Linked DNA regions of Mus musculus: region 2 is linked to region 1. Evidence: chromatin loops called from intact Hi-C (ENCODE). Cell type or tissue: heart. All regions are shown on one strand. Each heading gives the region's core, and the rest is flanking DNA. Links, peaks and the distances in the headings are about the cores only. Region 1 holds the start of Nupl1 (nucleoporin like 1). Region 2 overlaps Mtmr6 (myotubularin related protein 6).

Evidence for each region. Hi-C counts contacts between places; a loop is a spot of excess contacts. Peaks named below come from ENCODE experiments on the same cell type or tissue, not always from the same donor. Only the 100,000 strongest peaks of a DNase experiment are listed, where the experiment ranks them.
Region 2: it touches region 1 in a loop (5-fold over the local background); 1 of 42 quality-filtered maps calls a loop at or near these places.

What each region holds. Positions count from the first base shown.
Region 1 is chr14:60,249,294-60,254,673 of GRCm38, forward strand. Nupl1 (nucleoporin like 1) reads right to left here and starts at 2,186. Exons shown (of 15, transcript NM_170591.2): 1 at 1,870-2,186. The coding sequence starts at 1,976. It overlaps Gm38641 (a long non-coding RNA gene), which reads left to right and starts at 2,181. Exons shown (of 3, transcript XR_874661.1): 1 at 2,181-2,260. In heart, for the core only: a CTCF peak has its summit at 2,884 (motif pointing left); a DNase peak (open chromatin) is centred at 2,218; H3K4me3 peaks cover 2,856 bases; H3K27ac peaks cover 2,555 bases.
Region 2 is chr14:60,299,814-60,305,193 of GRCm38, forward strand. It overlaps Mtmr6 (myotubularin related protein 6), which reads left to right. Exons shown (of 14, transcript NM_144843.4): 14 at 460-2,558. The coding sequence ends at 708. Among named protein-coding and RNA genes, the nearest start is that of Mtmr6, 37 kb to the left of the region's middle. In heart, for the core only: no CTCF peak of the experiment used is centred there; no DNase peak of the experiment used is centred there.

The DNA.
Region 1 (5,380 bases), core at 77-5,076:
GAGATGAGAGAGAGAGCAAGCGAGAGAGCGCGTGCACTCAAGCGAGCATGGGCAAGCACACCAACCACCTGCAAGGTGATGGAGAGATAGCTCCGATTTAAAAAAACAACCAATTGCTAGCTAAAATTAAGACAACCACAGTCCTGGTCAGAATATCATGCTGCTTAGGTCCAGGAACTATCAACCCCACAGTCAGCCAGAAGAGTCATTCAGTCTTCTGCACACCCTAGGAACCCAAGAGGGGAAAGCTGCAATTTAAACACTTAAAACGAATACTTTCAATAGGAAGGCAAGTAGCAGACGATGTCTAGTAAGCAGAGTGTCACAGTGACAAAGGAGCTTCTTAAAGAACTAGAATGCAGTTACAAATGATGAGTAAAGGCAGGAGTACTCTGTTGTGTTAGTCTCCCATGACTTAAAACTAAAAGTACTTTATTTCATTTTATATATATAAAATATATGATATATATTTATATAATATATATACTATTTATATATTTTGTCTTGTTTTGTTTTTCGAGACAGGGTTTCTCTGTGTAGCCCTGACTGTCCTGGAACTCACTTTGTAGACCAGGCTGGCTTGGAACTCAGAAATCTGCCTGCCTCTGCTTCCAGAGTGTTGGGATTAAAGGCGTGCACCACCACTTCCCAAACTATCCCTCCATTTTAAATTTAAAACTTGGTAGCTCACAGTGGGCCTTAACTCCAGTGTGGTGTGGTGTGGTAGTGGTGGTGGTTGGGGGGGGGGGGTGTCTGACGGACTCTTCTGGTATTTAAGGGCAATGCACAGCCATGATGCACAGATGCAAGCAGAACACCCACACACATTAAATAAAAATAATTAAAATCTTTAAAAAAAAAAGAACTAAGTAAGATACACCATTAAAAACGACAAACCTAAAGCCAGTTAATCGATGACACAAGAAAACAAGGTGAAAGTTAAAAGAGACAGCAGAGCACACCGTCGCCTGTGTCTCGACAACATAGGTAGTGAAGATTAAGAAAGCATATGCAAAAATGGGACTTAACTGGGGCAGTCTGATTGTACTGTTATTTTGGATTTGCTGTATCTAACGGGGGCTGTTAAGAGAGAGAGAGAGAGAGAGAGAGAGAGAGAGAGAGCGAGCTTTCTTTGAGACATTAAGCCTATAGGTCTTGTTATGCCTCGGGAGATACCTGTCCTTCGAGTACACATTTCCTCATTTGATCAACTCTTTACCAAAGGCCGAGTCTGAGTGATTAATGCTTTCAGTGAAATAGCTTTTTGGAATCCCTAGCTACTCATCTGTCACTACCGGAATCTATTACACAAACTGAAGAATATACCACTTAAGCTTGCAGTGAACGGAAAAGATCATGTGGTGGATGGTTATAACACAAAATGCTTTGCGATGCTATGCTAATCTGTATAGGGCACAAAATAACTATGATACAATACATGCCATAAAAATGTTAAAAAGACAGAAGGGGGTCCTGTGGCACAAAGGCTTGAAACAAACAAAAAATCATAAATCCAATGCATCGTAACGTTCAAAACCGAAATCTAAACCACCCGGGGATATTTTTTTTAACTTACATCCTACCTATTTTTCTGTTCCTAAAAGCCAGCAACAAGCTGTCATTCATTCAACACTCATTCTATCCCTGAACCCGAGGGGTCGCGTAGGCGTAGCCGCGACTCCAGGCCGCTTCCCGCAGTCGGGCCCACTCCGCGTCGTCGCGGCGCGACCGGGGACTGCAGAGCCTCGGCGGCAGGGGTCCACAGCCCACTGCGCGGCTCGTAGGGAAGCCTAGCAGCCTGAAGGCAGGCCTCGATGTGCAGACCTCCGCGGGGAAGCACCAGGGTCCCCTGCTAGGCGGCACCATTACCTAGACGCGACGGTCCCGAAGGAGAAGCCGCTGCCCGCTCCGGTCCCGCCGGGGGCCACAGTGGTGGAGCCGAGGGTCCCAGACCCGAAGGAGAACCCCGTGGCCATGGCGGCCCTTGGCGCGAAGGCGTCAGCTAGGGTGGAGAGGCCTAGGACGCTTCTGTCCCTTCACTGCCGAAGAGGGACGTGCCACATAGCTGGTGCCCAGCGGGTACCGGGTGGGAAACAACCCCAAGCGGCGGTGCGGCAAGGCGAGGGCGGAGTGGGCGGAGCCACAGGCGAACGCATGCGCGACACCGCCCGCGCGCCGAACGCACTAGAAGCGCGCCCGCCGCGCAGGGAACCCTGGGATCGGAGTGGAAGCGGTACTCGTGTGAGGCCGGGCGGATGAGGTAAGGTGGGCGCCCCGCCTACTCGCTTAAAGCGCTAAGCCCCTGAAGTGCCCGGAGAGTCTCGCGGGATTTCGTGCTTTACTTCCTGAATGAAGGCCCTGGAGTGCGGCTTCGGTCCGGCCTCCTGTCAAAAGCCATGCGTAGAGTTCTAGAGTTGGAGAAGACCTTGGTCGTCACCTCACATTCCTCCAAGGGGACGTCTGAGTTTCATTTGGGTGTCGCTGCACCCGAGAAAAAAAGAGGGTGTCTACCTTTTGAGGGTCCAGAAATGTACGGGTTTTAAGTCGCACACGCTTCCGGTCAGCACCCCATGGTACTGCACGCTTGTGCTTCCTGCACGGAGGGTTCAGCGGGGCGGCGTGACACTGCCAGGCTCCTCTGCCTCCGAGTCTGAGGTCAGGACACTGTGCCCCAAATCCTAGTGGACGGTGAATGGGATGGGTGCCGTTCTTGGGGACCTTCCCTGAAGACTGCTTCCTGGCTATGTGGCTTTCCCATAACTTGGGGTATTTACGAGAGGAACTGCGAATTGGAAAGTGTAAGGACAGGGATGAGCGATCTGGCTGGAGAGCTGGCTCAGCACCGACTGCTCTTCCAGAGATCCTGAGTTCAATTTCCTAGCAACCACATGGTGGCTCACAACCATCTGTAAAGGGATCTGATGTCCTCTTCTGGTGTGTCTGAAGACAGCTACAGTGCACTCATACATAAAATAAATAAATCTGAAAAAAAAAAAAAACCCAGAGGGATGTAAATTAGAATGTACGGGCACCCGGAGCAACGTGGGCACCAAGAAATGCTTCTTAGCGGTGGTCTGGGGACACTGCCATCATATCATGGTTCTTTAATTCTCTGGCAGGAATTGGCATACTATTCCTGCAAGTGCGTTGACCAGCTGCCAAGTTTTGTTCGATGAAATTGATCCCATCATCAGACCCCTCAGATTTATGCTAAAGCACAATCCTCCCCATGGTAGTGATTCGAACAAAAGCCCAACGGTCTCTGAGTCTGGCCCTCAGTGCCCTTTATATGACAAATCCTTGGCACTTCTTTTCTCACAGCTCCCCCACAATTCAGCACTTGTTTTGTGTTGACCTTGAGCATTGCTACCTGCAGTTGGCTGAACCGGAACACCCTCCAGATTCATTGTAGAGCCCTGTCCTCTCCCCCAAATACTCATAGTGATGAAAACTCTGTTCCTCGCCATTTCCCTTTGGCAGGTCACAAAAGTTAGATGACGTCAAAAGGTGTGTTTGGCACATGATGTCATGTCAGCCATGAGCCATGCAAACTACAATAAGGAGTAACCTGGCAAGATATCTTTATTGGTGCAGTAGTGGCATGAATGTCCCAGTAAACTTTCCTTTTAACTGGAAAAAAAAAAACAAAAACAAAAAACCTAAGAGGAACCCAGATTTTTATTGAAAGGCTCCAAAACTTGAAAATACCAACATAAAATTAGCAAGAGCTACATGTCTGGCTCTGAGGACTCATAAGGTCAGTGAGAAAGGATGATTATTTTAAAATATAGTAGAGACTAATATATGTCTATGACCAGAAAAACTGTGGGCATATGGAATACTTTCAGTAATTCTGTAAATCTGTGACTTTAAAATTCAAAAATTACTGAAAAATCTCAACCTGACTCTAATAAAAGCTTGTGCAAAAAAAAAAAGAAAGAAAGAAAGAAAGAAAGAAAGCTTCAGAAGATACATTCAAATTATCATATATTCATGTATGATTTATGGCAAAGTTTAGCTATACAACAGTGATAGTTGACCCATATCCCACAGAGACAAAAAACCTGGAATTTTTGATCAATGGTATTATAATATATTGCATGCTAGTGGATACATAAAGTTTAAGACTAGACTTAAAAAGTCCCTTGCCTCTGTTAATGCTTCCCAATTGTATGTAATTCTGCCCCAGCAGCATGTGGTGTTGAGAGGTGCTACAATTTACAGAGTGTGGAAAGTTAACTGAAGAGGGGACTCCATCTATACACTTCTGGAGAAGCCCCCTCCATGCTGAGATAAGATTTCATATGCAGCTGTTTTGTACTCCTAACCCACTCCTGTAAGTAAGCCCGGTGAATTTGTTGGTTGCCCAAACGAGATATCGGTGGGATGTGTCCTTTGTCACTCCCTATCTGGAGTGAGTAGGTGTTTGTTCATATCTCCCCAGGAAAAGGTCACACAAAACCTAGTCTAGTGTAAGCAACCAAGCCTCCTCCAAAGGATCATCTAAGCACTCTTTGCCATGACATTGCTAATGTTTCTATTGTCTTCTATGTCCTTATACTGATCTGCATAATGTTTTTAGTAAGCTAAGCCTGATGAATATACAATCTCTTATTCCTCCCACCACTTCAAAAACAGTTCCTTATGTGCTTCTTTACTGATTTGAATTTAATTTTCTTTCTTTTTTTAACATTTATTTTTATTTTATGTATGTGAGTACACTGTAGCTGTCTTCAGACACACCAGAAGAGGGTATCGGACCCTATTTCAGATGGTTGTAAACCACCATATGGTTGCTGGGAATTGAACTCAGGACCTCTAGAAGAGTAGTCAGTGCTCTTAACTGCTGAGCCATCTCTCCAGCCCTTAATTTAATTTTCCTTGGAAGATTATCAGAATTATTTGAGGTTCATTACAGAGGCATATTGCACCAGCAAGGACTTGGTGCTTGCTACTTTAAAGTCTTGAGGCACCACTAGCCCCGGCCCAATTAAACACCATTTACCTCTTGAATGTTCTTGGATTAGATAATTCAAATGAATCCAGAATATAAATCTGCCTAGTGGCATTTTCATGGTTTTAATGTTTCCAACACAAGCTCTGCTCTTTCTGTTCTCATTGTCAAGGTGGATCCTTCTCTGGGGGCACTGGATTGGAGGAGTTTCTGTCTAGGGTGTTATGTAGTTGGGGCTTCCATTGGATTCTCACCTAAAGTGAACCCTGCACTTGGACTTTTAGTTGGGCATCTAAGAGGGTATCAAAACAGATAGTAAACTCATCTGATTGGCATGGCATGGTCTTCCTGCAGCATCAATATCAGTATCTTGCTCACCTCTGTAGATGCATACATTCCACCATATTTCTAGCTATAAGATCTCAC
Region 2 (5,380 bases), core at 271-5,270, 51 kb after region 1:
CTGATGAAATGATTACTTGTTAAAGTTTCTAAGGAATATGTGTGTTTCTGGCATGTGCAGACCTAGTGGCCTATACAGTCAAATCTGGTTGAAACAATTGACAAACGTAAACACTTAATGAAGCATTTTCTTTGATAAATTTCAAGCTCTTGAGATTTCCTTTTTTTGAGGGGCTGGGGTTCGAGACAGTGTTTCTCTGTGTAGCCCTGGCTGTCCTGGAACTCACTCAGGCTGACCTTGAACTCAGAAATCCGCCTGCCTCTGTCTCCCAAGTGCTGGGATTAAAGGCGTGTACCACCGCTGCCCGGCTTGCTCTTGGGATTTTTAGTTATTGAGTTCATAATTGTGTATCATACACAAGGGGAACACTTGTAAAAGCATATTTTCTTCACTCCATGTAGATCGATCACCTGTTAGCTGTAGTTACTAATGTTTTTTCAACGTTTTGTTTTGCTTTAGAAAATTAAGCAATGCAAAAATGGCATCCTAACGAAGGAGTTGCTGCATGCTGTCCACCCTGAATCACCTGCCCTGAAAACCTCGCTGTGTCTCAAAGAGCCGAGTCTGCTTCCCGTGAAGGACACACTCCGAGCTATAGAGGGCAGCAGCCCAGCAGATAATCGCTACTGTGACTATGCCGAGGAATTTTCTAAGTCGGAGCCTACCGTGGTCAGCTTGGAGTACGGGGTGGCCAGAATGACTTGTTAGCCTCCTTCCGTGATCCCTGGATGACTGTAGTGTAAGAAATGTATAGTTGTGAGGATGGTCTGTACACATGGGCAGGAGGGGTTGTTGAGTGACTTTGGGGCTTAGCAGTAAGTGAGAAAGTAGGTAGCTGAGAAAAGGATCATAGCAACTCTTGAGAGGAGTGAGTCAGCTAAGTGCCATTTGTAACAAGAACATACTCATTTCTGTAGGAAGTGAGTGCTAGTGTGTGTATGTACTGGAAAGGGGTTACACAGGACTGGTGAGCTGACAGTCTGTTGATTCAGATGTTAATTCCAGCCACGCTCAGTAGCTTTCCTCTAACTCTGAGAAAACAGACCTGACAACCTGAACCCTCAGTGACTGATGTGGCATGTGCTTTCAGTTCTGGAGCTGTGTGACTGTGGATTTTGCAGTCACAAAAATCCAAATATATAGTCAAAAATATAGTGACGTTTTAACATTAAAGTGCCATGAAAAGTACTTATGGGACAGCCTTAAAGTAGACTCTCAGTTTATTCTGTGGGTTTTATAGCCGAGGACAGGATGTTTGATCTCTCCTTTAATCAGCCTTATTTCATATGAAGAACTAACTGCACTCTGATTACTTGGGGGCCGCACACTGCAGTGCTCCACCATGGAAAGTTGTAGACATACTCTGCTAGTTTGTAATTAGCCAGCTCCACCCGTATTTAAAATCAGTGTTACCGAAGGCTTTGTTCTCGTTGTCATTTGTTCCAAGCTGCAGCTGACAGTTCATTATTCACAGCTTAGAGGACTCATTTCTTAGGCTAGTATAAGCACATTTGGCATTTACTTTCGGCTTACTGCAGTCTATTAATTCTTACTCTGTGGTTGGCTTTAATCCTTTGATAACTGTACATTTAAAGTGGCAAAGCTCTAAAGCGTTCTGAGTACTAAATACATTTTTAACTTGACTGTAGCTGCCTATAAACTTTCAGGTAAAGGAAAAAGGGAAGTGCGGGTAGTGGAGATTTTGCTTGGTTACGAATTCTAAAGCAATCATTTTTGTGTGGAGCATATTTCCTTACTCTTAATATAGGAGGGGCAGAGAAGGGAGCACTGGGGGAGCCAGCTAATGTCCAACAGAAGCAGCTTTGACGCAGGAAAAGGTTTATTTTGCTTTATAGGCTCATTGTTATTCTGTGCACTGGGGCATACATATCTTTTCTAAAAAATCACTTACAACTGTCAGTATTACCAGCTGGCTCTCAAAGTTTAATATCATTGATGGTGTGTGAGGTACAGTTCAGGGGCACTACAAAATCTGTGTACATTGTCTTATATACCTCCTGACCACACCTATATCTGTAGTATTTCTTGTGTTAGTTTTGAACATATGTATCTTTTTTTTTTTTTTGGGAAAAAAAAGGAAAGCTTTATCGTATATGATTTTATCTAGTCCTTATTTTTCCAATTCACTTCTGTAAGACCTTATGTAATAAAAACACTGCATTTTAAAAAGTAACAGAAATATACTAAAAATTACAATGTATAATGAACAGTGTTTAGACATTGAGAAAGGAAACTTAATCTCTGTGTCCACAACAGGAGGGTTTTGTGCCTTGGTTCCAGTCAAGTTGTGGTTTTAGACTTCTGTGGCAGACTTCCTAGTCATCTTCTGGGTTCCTTATGCTAATTTTCAACTTCACATGTATATATGTGTTTACATGCTCACACAGAAAACATCCTGAGTGACGTACAGGACATACGTTGGCAAAAGTCTGTGTAAATGTCTCATAAAATTAGATTTATGTTCATTGTGTTTTGGGATGTATAGCATGTAAATTATTTCATGTATTATTTAAAGGCAATTAAATGTTCATGCTTTACTTTGAGTGTTTTTCTTTTGGGATAAAAAACAAATGAGGAAGGATCCTAGAGGAGAACCTGTCACTGTCACTTTACTGAACTGGCATGATTCCTAACTGCATGCTAAATCCAGTTGTGGATCCATGAGTGGAGCTCTCATCCCTCGTTAGAGGAACTTCTTTTTGTAGCAGATGGAGACCATAACAGAAATCCACAAGTGCCCAAAATGCTGAGAGCAGCTGACCACAGAGTGCCCGATGCCAGCTGACACAGCTACAGCACAGTCCTGCACAGGAGGCTCAGGGGACACAGCAGGAGGGTGCACAGAAAGATTAGGCAAGCTGTAAGAGCCAGAGAACCAGGAAATATGCCTTGATTTTGTGTTTCTTAGAAATGACAGGGAAGCTGCACACCCATCATACCACAACAATATGGTTGCCTGAACAGTGACATCAACAGTTGACATGGCAACATGGATGCGGAACGTCTCACAGGACCTCACCAGAGACCTAAGACCACAGGAAATTCATCATTGCTGAGAGAGGAGAATCCATCTGCCCCAGTGTTGAGCCTAGAAAATGGTAATCCAGTTGCAAGTGGTCAGCCCTGAAATCGTGTACATACAAGCCAGTCTAAACAGGGAAAACAAAAAACAAAAAACAAAGTTGTGCTTTTTTTCCCCTTGCTTGGGCGAAGGGTCTTATAATTACCTTAGCACAGTGGAGTTTTAGCATTTCATTTTCCAAAGGTATTGACACATTCCTTTTATATACAACCATGCTTTCTGAATAATTAACCAGGTTGTGGCTGACAGGTTCAGTAGAGAGTGATGAAGTTGTAGAAGTGCCTTGGTCCGTGGCCGGTTATCTGTGCTGTTACCAGCTTGCAGGTGGAAGCCTGGGTCCACCAAGTAGATACATTCAAGGTGAACTGATCCAATGCCAGTGTAAAGAAGAAATCACAGGCCAAGAAATGGGCAGCTCTGTTAGGAGTGTTTGGAACACTCGTCTTCTGGGTGAGAAGCAGCGTGGGAAACTGTGAGAAAAAAAGATGCCCCATTCTCTCGCTCCCACCCGCTGTCGTTCATCTGATGCGCAAGGGTGTGGGCTGAGCCTCTCCTATTAGGATGTTTTTTGCAGGTCAACTTGAGAATTACGAAAGTATTGCGCCTGGCCATTCTGAGTTACCCACATAACCATTTGGGTATGTCCACCCTGCAGCCTGTGGACTTCATGTCTCCAGGGTAGGTGATGACTACAGCTCTCCACATTTTGTGGATGAGAGTATAATATTGCAGTAAAAGATGAGACACCCTGAAGTTGGTTTTTGATTTTTGGTTTTTGGGGTTTTTTTTTTTTTTTTTTTTTTTTTTTTGGTTGGTTGAGACAGGGTTTCTCTACCCTGGCTGTCCTGGAACTCACTTTGTAGACCAGGCTGGCTTCGAACTCAGAAATCCACCTGCCTCTGCCTCCCGAGTGCTGGGATTAAAAGCGTGTACCACCACACTCGTCTCACCCTGAGGTTTTTAGGGCATTACTTTTTATCAGCCAAAAAGTATGAATTAATTGTCTTTGCTTTTCCAAATACAAGTCTAAGGAGTTTGCATGACTCAAGTGAATATTAAACTCTTAACCTTCAGGAATTCTGTCTAGAAGAAAGTCAACCCACAGTCTTGAGTAGTTAACTCAAAGACTGAACATCATGCACTCGATACCTTACAAGAAAAGCCTGGTGGTGTAGTGACCCAGCTCTTTTTAGGAGAGTGAAATGCATGGCTGAAAGTGGACTCTGAAGCCCCTGTCTCAGTTTCTGATTCCTAGGTACAGGCTGGGACTTGGAAGCTGCAAGCACTGACTAGGAATGCATAGTAGAACTTAGCAGTGTTTGGGATTGGAGACATGTATCCAGTTTCCAGCAGCCCATGTCAGACAGCTCACAGCAGCTTCAGGGCTTCTGACTCTTTCCTCTAACTCTCTCAGGTACCCACAAATATATGGCCTACACACAGACACTGTCTTAGATTTTTACTGCTGTGAGCAGACACCATGACCAAGACAAGTCTTACAAGGACAACATTTAATTGGGTTGGCTTACAGGTTCAGAGGTTCAGTCCATTATCATAAAGGTGGGAGCAGGGCATCGTCCAGGCAGGCATGGTGCAGGAGGAGCTGAGAGTTCATCTTCATCTGAAGGCTGCTAGCAGAATACTTGCTTCTAGACAGCTAAAATGAAGGTCTTAAAGCCACAGTGACACATCTACTCCAACAAAGCCACACCTACTCCAATAGGACCATACTCTTTAAGAGTGCCACTCCCTGGGCCCAACATATACAAACCATCACAGACACATATATTTATAATTAAAAGTCTTACAAAAGGACAAGGTTTAAATATTGTTACTAAAATTAATAGCCGCTTTTCTTGTCACTGTGATAAAATAACAGAAGAACAACTTGAGAGAGGAAGGATTTCTTTTGCTTTGTGGTTTGAGAGAGTGCAGTGGGTTGTTGGGAAGGCATAGAAGAACTCATGATAGCTTGTAGCTATGGCAGGAGTGTGAAGTAGCTAAGTCCTGAGTGAGGCAGTCAAGAAGCAGACAACCCCAGCTGGCAGGAGCTGGGCACACTGTAGTCCTCTAGCCCTGCCTGCATTGTCCCAAGTGCCAACTACACCCTGTATCCAGAATGTTCTACAGCCCCCTAAAACAAAGCCTCCAGCTGGGACCATTCACATCTCAGCTGTGGCATTTTGTAACTCCCAGTGACTGTGGCTGGCTATTGTGAGAAATGGCAACCAGCCATTTCTTCAATGAGGCTTTAGCCTTTTTAAACCAGGAAATAAC